Regions from separate parts of the Homo sapiens genome. Here region 2 is linked to region 1. Evidence: chromatin contacts called from ENCODE Hi-C or POLR2A ChIA-PET data. All regions are on one chromosome and are shown on one strand. The core of a region is the stretch at or near the end of the contact, and the rest is flanking DNA. Distances in the headings are between cores, read along the strand shown. Region 1 overlaps DPF3 (double PHD fingers 3). Region 2 overlaps DPF3 (double PHD fingers 3).

What was found. A loop is a pair of places that touch in the nucleus more often than their neighbours do. ChIA-PET counts read pairs that join two places held with the same protein, here RNA polymerase II (POLR2A). Pooled maps may share reads with other maps.
Region 2: a map of PC-3 shows a loop between it and region 1 (3-fold over the local background). The contact joins two enhancer-like sites. A Hi-C loop is called at or near these places in 1 of 168 maps with a recorded cell type or tissue (PC-3) and 2 of 50 pooled maps. POLR2A ChIA-PET finds 5 or more read pairs at or near these places in 1 of 52 experiments (GM12878).

The regions. Positions count from the first base shown.
Region 1 is chr14:72,641,923-72,646,284 of GRCh38, forward strand. The region is part of intron 8 of DPF3 (double PHD fingers 3); the gene reads right to left. Among named protein-coding and RNA genes, the nearest start is that of MIR7843, 130 kb to the left of the region's middle. RefSeq lists an enhancer at 1,103-2,302. Within about 2 kb of position 1,494, at least 7 of the 41 ENCODE cell types and tissues checked have a DNase peak (open chromatin) inside an H3K27ac peak, as active enhancers do.
Region 2 is chr14:72,707,518-72,711,946 of GRCh38, forward strand. The region is part of intron 6 of DPF3 (double PHD fingers 3); the gene reads right to left. Among named protein-coding and RNA genes, the nearest start is that of DPF3, 180 kb to the right of the region's middle. RefSeq lists an enhancer at 347-847. Within about 2 kb of position 2,919, at least 3 of the 41 ENCODE cell types and tissues checked have a DNase peak (open chromatin) inside an H3K27ac peak, as active enhancers do.

The sequences.
Region 1 (4,362 bases), core at 244-2,743:
TCCGATCACTCACTCTGGAGGAAGCCAGCTATTGTGTTGTGAGCTGCCTCATGGAAAGGCCCACATGGCAAGGAGCTGAGGGAAGCCTCTGTTCAGCCAGCAAAGAACTGAGACTCTCAACGCAGCAGCTCATGAGGACCTGAGGCCTAATGGCAACATGAGAGTGAGCTTGGAAGTGACTCCTTCAGCCCTGATGGAGCTTTGAGATGCCTGCAGCCTTGGCCAACATCTGGACTGCAGCCTCATGGGACACCCTGTGACACACCACCCACCCAAGCCATTCCCAGGTTCCCAACCCTCAGAAGCTATGAGATAATAAATGTTTGCAGTTTTAAGCTGCCAAGTTGGGGGATAATTTGTTACACAGCAATAGCTAACTAATACAATGGCAAAGGAGGAACAGTAAGGGGCCTGGCTGAACACCAGACATTTGACAGAACTCCTGCTTAGGCAGTGTCTGCATTGTGCTCCCAGCCACAGTGAGGCCCAGCACTGGGCTGGACAATGAAGGAGAGGAGCAGGGTTTGGGATTTTAGATCATTTATCTCTTCCATGCTGTTATTATTTTTTTTCAGTGAATCTCCTTTAAAAGAGCTAATAGTGGGAACAAAGATAATTTCAGTGGCAATATGAATGGGTGTGACCCCTCAGCATTTACAGCAAGGTGAGTGCATCTGCCTTCGGTTTCCTGGGTCCAACTTGTTTCCATGGCATGGCCCGAGGAGACTCACTGCACCAAAGAGCCTGCCGTCTTCCCCTCAGGCCTTGCCCTCCATGCCCCTGTCTCACTCTCACCCTGCTCTGCCTTCCTTCCACCTGCCTGAGCCTCTCTCACCTCCAACAAGCCTCCCCTTTAGGTTCCCCAGAACACAACCCCAGTGTTAGAAAGTCAGAGGCTTCCTAGAAGTAAGCCAAACTGATATGAGCAGAGGAAGAACCTGCAGCTAGTATTCTGGCCTAAAGAAAGCCATGTTTGGATACTTTAATGATCCTTATAACTTTTCCAAGGAAGCACCTTTCTATTGACTGATTTTGTTTTGATTCCCCGTGGGGATCCTGTGAGGTGGGCAGAACAGATAGGAACATTCCTGATTTACAAATGAAGAAGTTGAGGCTCAGAATGGCTCAGGCAGCCCGCAAGTAAGTAGTGGAGCCAGGGCTAGTGGAACATCCATGTCTTCACATTCTAATCCTTTGGTCTCTCACTACACCATGTCCTAGGATGGCCAACCCAAAAGTGGCAACCCAATGGCATTTCAGCTCCTTGTTTAAGCTGCTAAATATAGCAACATTTTCTCCTTGCATGCATAAGAAGTTTGCCAGGGCATGATGAAATATGTCACTGACTCTCTCCATGCCTCAGTTTCCTCCATTTGCACCACATAAGGGTGAACTAGCTGTCCCCTCAGGCCCCTTTAAGCCTCAATGCTCCATGCCTCTAGCGAAATCCCTCAAGAAGCCAGACTTGCTTACATGAGGCAGAGGACTGAGTCCTCACCATCTGGCAGTGACTAATCCTGGAAAACCCTGGGGAAGAATTGCTCAGGAGTGAGCCAGTCCAGCCCACACAAAGGGGCCTGGAGGCTGCAGGAAGTAGGTCAGCAGCCTATGGTGGTGTTACTGGGCTTCGGCTCCTGACAGAAGCTCCTCAGCCCCTGGCTGGAGTGAGGAGGGGTCATGCCCCCCGCCACCTCACAGTCCCACTCAGACTTGCCAGGCCAGCTATTCCCACTTGCAGCTGGGTGTCCAGGTCCTCCCTAGGGCTCCCCCAAGTGACCGCCCATCACCAGCTTTCCCTGTGAAGCCTCTGAGAGGAGCACAAAAGACGGCTGGCATCCAAAGCCAATTTCACACCACACCTCCATTACACTGTCAGTCAAGAAAGGACAGAAGTGTTCCCCACTCACCTTGTCTAAGAAAGGAACAAAAGAGCACACAGGAAGGATCCCCTTTTTGTCATCACAAGACTATACTACAATCGAGACACCCACAACCCCACCCCCACTGGAGACCCCAACGAAGCCTCACTGGCTCCTTTCAATCCTTTTCCCCCTTTCATTCTCCACCTCCCGATTTCCCCAAGTCATGAATTCACTTTCCAAGTTGCAGTGGCAGGAGAATGGAAAATGAGGATGATGATGGTGACAACCAGCTTTCCCTGAAGTCTCTCACCCAGGTGTCTTGAGCCCTGGAGACACCTGATGTCCTTCAACACCCTCAAAAAGAAGAAACAGCAATTGCACTGAGCCAACACTGCATACGGGAGAAACATCCTTGGAGCTCCATGGGAGTACAACAAAACCCGGCACCATCTGGCGTCGTATTACCTCTGCATGCATTTGCTTCCAAGCCCCAACATCCAGGCAGCACCGGGTCTGCACTCCTCCTGTATCTGTGATCACTAAACCCAACTGATAGATCTGTTTCCATCGGCCAAATTTTCATCTAAGATTCATCCACTTTTCCTGACAATCAAACAAATATTTATCCAACAAATTCCTGAATGAGAATTGATCTCGCTGCTTACTTAGAAAGCTAGAGGGGATGATTTTTACATGGGCTTTCTTTTTTTCCTCTGGAGAAATTAGAGAGTTGGAATAGTACAAGAGAAAGCAAATCAATGGCTATTTCCAGTGACCAGCATCTGTCTTCAGGTTTAATAGAAATGATGCCCTAAGACATATAGTCTATTTGGCCTATTCAATACAAAAACACCCATCAATATTAAAGTAGTGCAGCAGGAGGGCCTTTCCTGGTACTTTGTAAGGGTAGACAAGAGCCTCACAAGTGTTCAAAGATTCACGAGGCCCTTCTGGATAAGCAGTGACAAACTCCATTCCATAATCAGAGAAATGAAACCATCAACCATCTCTAAAATGGCTCTGGTTCACCTGAGCATTAGGTGTGAGAGAATTAGGAATACATCACCAGAAATCTGACCTCCTTTCAGGGATAGCTAAATATGTGGCACGTATACCACCATTCTATCCCATACCCAGGGCAGACATTACTAATCAATTCAACATTGTCTTCCAATCTGCATGGATAAGACCTTATGATCCTTTTCAGCACAGCACTCCAAGTGGCTGTCACTGGTCTAGAGTTTGCATACAAGAAGAAACCAACTTGCCATCCCTGAGCTAGGCACTATTAAGCTGAATAGGTTAAAAGTTTCATGTGAGAATTAAGGACTCACATCTTAAGCAGGTCACTGGTCAGATATATAACTTCTGTTTTCCTTTCCATGAGGCAGAAACTCTATCACAACAGCTAAGACCCAAACCAAATGGTGGCCATGTTTTGTGGTTGGACTCAAGTATTGCTACGGTCACATACTTCTGTCTTCAAAGCAAACAGAGATGCTAAGAAGGGATTTTTTTTTTTTTTTCAGAGATAGGGTTTCACTCTGTCACCCAGGCTAGACTAGAGTGCAGTGGTGCAATCTTGGTTCACTGCACCTGCCGCCTCCTTGGCTCAAGCAATCCTTCCTCCTCAGCATCCACGTCCCCCTACCTGCCTCCCCCAGTAGCTGGGACTACAGGTATGTGCCACCATGCCTGGCTAATTTTTAAATTTTATATAGAGATGGGGTCTCCCTATGCTGCCCAAGCTGGTAAGAAGGGATTTTTTAATGATGGCTAATATTTTTTCTACTCCACCAGCTAGAAGGCATCAACCCATTCCTCCTTAAGTAATTCCTCTGTCTTTCATTGCCTGCAGCATGAAGTAAGCTTCTTAGCATTGCAAGCCTCTTTGCTGTCTGGCCACAGCTGCCTTTTTAAGATTTCTCTTCTTTTCCCACCATGGACCCCAACCCCACCATACCACAGAAAAGTATTTGCCACATCCCACACCCTCAACGCTCCTACACCCCCCACCCCCCAAAAAACCACTCTTCTTTTTGACTTGCACTTTTGCACACAAAGGTCTCTCACTATCTCTCAACTCCCATTCATGGCCAAACCTGTCAAACAGGTTGTCTACACTCCGGCTACACAAAAGTGGGCCCATCGACCACTTGCATGAGCATCCCCTGGGGGCTGGTTAGAAATGCTCACCCCGGATCTGACCTAGGGACTGCAGTTTTAACAAGATCCCCAGGTGATTCGCATGCACAGGGTATTTTGAGATGCACTTCTCTAAACTCACTCCCTTTCTGGGACACCCACTCAGTCTTCACTCTCTCCACACTGACTTCCCTCCTCTCTTTTCCACCAAAAAAACTCTCATCAAAGGAGTGAATGTGTCCATGCAGATATGAATAAAAGAATAATAAACTACTACTTCCACCTTTTGCCTGTCCTGGGAACTTCTATTCATCCTCCAAGTCCAGTCCAAAAGACCTCACTTCTGTGATGCCTT
Region 2 (4,429 bases), core at 1,669-4,168, 67 kb after region 1:
ATAAGCTGTGGCACATCTGCATAATGGAACACTATATAGCCCTAAAAACTATGTCATAAAATCTATTTATTGACACAGAAAGATGTTCCTGATGTATCACTGAGTGGGGCAGCGGGGCGTTAAAATGGTACGTATCATTTCTTAGTCGTCTTCTGTGTGCGTGTGTGTGTGTGTGTGTGTATGTGTGTATAGACAGAGACAGAATTAATCCTAGAATGGAATACAGCAAAACAAATACAGCAAAAAATTATCTCCAAGGAGTGAGATTATGGGTCATTTTTGTTTTTTCCTCTATTTTTTTTTTTTTGAGACTGCGTTTTGCTCTGTCATCCAGGCTGGAGTGCAATGGCGCAAGCTCAGCTCACTGCAACCTCTGCTTTGCGTATCTGTAATTCCTGATTATTCTGCAATGAACAAATACTATTTCCATAGAAAAAGTTATTTTAAAAAAATAATGAAAAGCACCTCTACAATGGTTAATATCTACCCTATTATGGGTCATCTACACAGAAATAGGAATTGTCATGAAGTGTGCATCAAGAAACAGTTAGTGGAGAGCAAGGTTGTGACTGAATAGAAAATAACTCCAGAGGGTGTGGGTCACAGCCCAGAGAAGGCAGGTGTAGGTTAGAAGGTCAAATGCCAAGATGCGAGCCCTGGAGGAGAGGAGGCAGAGACAGGAGGGTCTAGGGACAGCAAAGAGAAACTTCACCCTCTCCCCAGCCCTGCCTCTGGCCAGTCCTGCCGGAACACCTGCAACCTGTGTCCATGACACAATGGCATTTAAATATTTAAACAGACCCAGCTTTGCTGGAACGGCGCACTCAGTCTCCAGGGATCAATCCCATGCCACAAGCCCCGCTCCACAAATCAAGTTTCTGGGGGCACCGAGCCTTTCCTCCCCTCCCCGATCCTACCCCCATCCAAGGACCTGCAAGACAACTGAGTGATGAGCCCAGCTTCCCTTCCGCGACAAAGGCAGTGAGCCTGAAGGCCGCGTTATTGGCTTTTCCACTGCAGCTTGAAGCGAAAAGCACGTGAGCCTTAAAGAATATGTGCCTTAATGCCCTCAAAAAAATTTTTTTCTTAGCAAAACTGCAAGAGTCATCTAACTCTCCCTGCTGCACTCAGGTAGGGGTAAAACCAGGGTAGTTTGAAAGAGGTTGAGGTCAAGCAGATTTTCTGGGACTGCCTTGGGCTCAAGCTTTTGTCTGTCCAGTCAGCAGATCCACCCATCCCATCGCACCTCTTGGCCTGTGGCACAGTTTCCCGTGGTATTCCCCAATCCACTGCTCCCTTCATGTCCTCCAGACATCTTGCCTCCCTAGTAAAGAGCATCATTGTTAAGCTGCTGCCTGGGAAGAAAGGCGCCACTGTGTGGGGAAGGAGTGCTGATCAGGGCAGTCCGGAGGCCCAAAGGAGGAGCCATCCCCTCACGGACAAAGGAGGAAACCAGTGCCATAGCAACTGAGGTGTAGAACCAGGACTAAACGTCCAGCCTGCTCCTCCCATCAGCCTGATACCCTTCTCTCTGAAGTACACCACTGCCAAGAAACAAGAGACTTTAGAACGGGAAGAGACCCTAGACCCTATTCTGATACTACCCCCACTGGGTGTGGCAACACACTCCCCGACTGGGTTTCTAGAAGGGAGGCAACAGGGTGAAGCGGCCACACAGCTGAAGACGCACATCTGTAGGGTGGAGGTGGTAGAGAACAGAGACTTTGCTGAGACAGAGGTGGCCTTGAGAGGGCCCGCTCCTGGTGTGTGACACCTGACGTGACTCAGGAGTGAGTCATGCTTCTAGGAGGGCTTTAGCCATGTCTATTTGCCTTTTGTCACTAATCTAGCCTAATGCCGTAGTTGGGGGGCAGTGATTTTAATAGATTTAAATTTAAAAGACTGGAAATCATATAATTCCTTCCATCCTACTTCAATTGTAACTACTACCTGACTCCAGCCTGCCCGCCTGATGCCTAGAAATTGCCCATCGACAGCGGCCAGGGCTTCACCTCATAAGTAAGTTGTGCGTTCTCATTAATTAACTTTGAAAATGCTTTTTCCGCAGCCTTCAAGAGAATGAAACTCCAGGGTAGGAGAGCATATGTAAGGGGCAGTTAGTATGGAAGATGTCCTAGGGTATGGCGGTTCTAGAGTTGAGGACGCTGGGATCATATCCCACTGTTCGCATCCTAGATCCCAGCTGTGTGACCATGGACAAGGCCCTACACCTCTCTGAGCCTCAGTTTCTTCACGGTAAAGTGAGGTCAACTGTCCCTGCCTCTCCAGGTTGGTGTGGGGGTTTACAGAAATAATCCATGTGAAACACTTAGCCTAGCGCTCTACACACCCTAAGCACCTACTCACAGGAATTAAGACCATGATTCAGAAAACACTTCGAGGAAAAAAGAAAACTTCCTACACTGCTTCCCTTGTGTCTAGCAAAAGGGCATATGCCTGCTTTGCTCCTCCCTGCATGGCTAATGCTTAGAGACAAAATGTTCTCCCTGAATATCACAACGTCATCACCAACTTCTTTGCTATGATGTTTCTTGAACAAAGAAAATGGAAAAGTGGGTCTCTCATCAGGAGTCTGCTCCAATGACGCTAACAGAAAAATTCGGGCTTGGGAGCAATTAGGAAGAGAAGAGGCAAACTCTTGAAATGACTTTTAAAACTTTCTAGCAGCCCAAACCCAAGGATTCCTTCCACCTGCCTGTCCCCAGTTATCATCCTGCCTACAAAATGGGGCTAAGGATACTGCTAGGATTTAAAGCGATTAAGTGAATTAAAAATCAAGCGCTGGATAGCTGAGTTGTATATCAATGTGAAATAAATGGAAAGAATAGATTCTAAGGAGACCAACTAAAACACTGATGCAAGCCAGTGGCAACCTGCCTGGAGAATTCCTGGAGACTCCAGAATGTCCAGATGCAAAAAGCAGAAAATAATAAGAGCTGAGCAGTCAGGAGCCAGAAGCCTTCATGTTTAAATGAAGTAGACTTGTCACTGTCAAAAGCCAGTATACACAAGAATCCCCTGAAGAGCGCTCAGAAAATGCAGGCCCCTTGGCCTTCCCTCCAGTGATTCTGATACCGGAGGTCTGATGTGGAGCCCAGGAGTCTGAATTCTAAGAAGCGTCTAGGCATTGCTGTGCAGCTGGTCCGGGCCTACACTTTCACAAACACCAACAGACTTTTCCACAATGTCCTATTCAGTTGCTTTTTTTGTGCATAAGAAACACTTTTCCTTAAGCAAGAGATTAAAAGGGAAGAAACAGAACTTTAACCCTTAAGCTTGGTAAACTTTCAAGGTAATTAAAAGAGACTGGTTACTTGCTGGAAAACAAAGTATTCATACATCCATACACCATGGATTGGGTAAAACATAAATCATGTTCAGGTGATTTAACATTTCTCTGAGACGGAAGAAATTCAATGACTGAGTAAAAGGCATCAAGCAAACTCTCTATCACCTGCAGTTAGCAGCTACAATAATATTCAAGCCACCCATTTTGCAAAGGAAGCTTGGAGCAAGAACACACAGGACCACTATATTCAGGAATGCATTCCAGGAAGGGTTAAATAAATCACATCAGAATATAGCTTATTACCACTACACATAAACCCAGAAAGGGGTTGGGGTCCAAGGTGATCTAATATTTTCATAAATAACTTGAAAGATGGAGTGGGAATTATGCAAATCACACCATAGATGATACAAAAATGGCAGGGACGGCAAATCTGTGGAGAATGAAATTTAACTACTGGGCAATGTCTTTAAATTTGCCTTTATTGAATCTTGTATATTGAAGTCACATATTATTGGATCTGTTTATTGAGACTCAATGGGACCAAATGCAGACTGATTTATGGAAGAAGGAATAATCAAACGCATAAGTAGAAAAGAGCATGCACCTGGAGAGGCATCGACACCGAGGCTGGGACAGGCTCCGACTAGTAAGCTGTTGAGAGGGTGGACAGGGCATAAGTAAGGAGATATGTCCGCTGCTCTTTGAGCCACCTGGACTTGATGCTACTTCTTAGGAGTGCCATGCTTAAGTGTAGACCTGGAAGGGAATTCCAAGCAGGGTGCCATAGAGACTATGGGGTGGGGCCCTAAGTCAACCAAGAATATATGGGATGTTCAGAAGGTCTCCCAGACGGACAAAGCCCTAATGTGCCTATTCGTAGGGGAAAGATGCGCAAACGACAAGGGGACCTGTAGGAGAGAAAATCTTCAGCTCCTATTAAGGAAAAACACTCATTCGAAGCACAGCTGGCATCATGGAAGAAAGGGCAGCTTATGGTAACACCATCCCTAGGGACGCTCGAGGAGGTGGCCAGACACCTCTCTACTTAGGATGCATTAGAGATTATTAAAAGCACTCCTTGCCCAGTTTGGGGGTGGTGGGGGTGGGCCTTGTGAC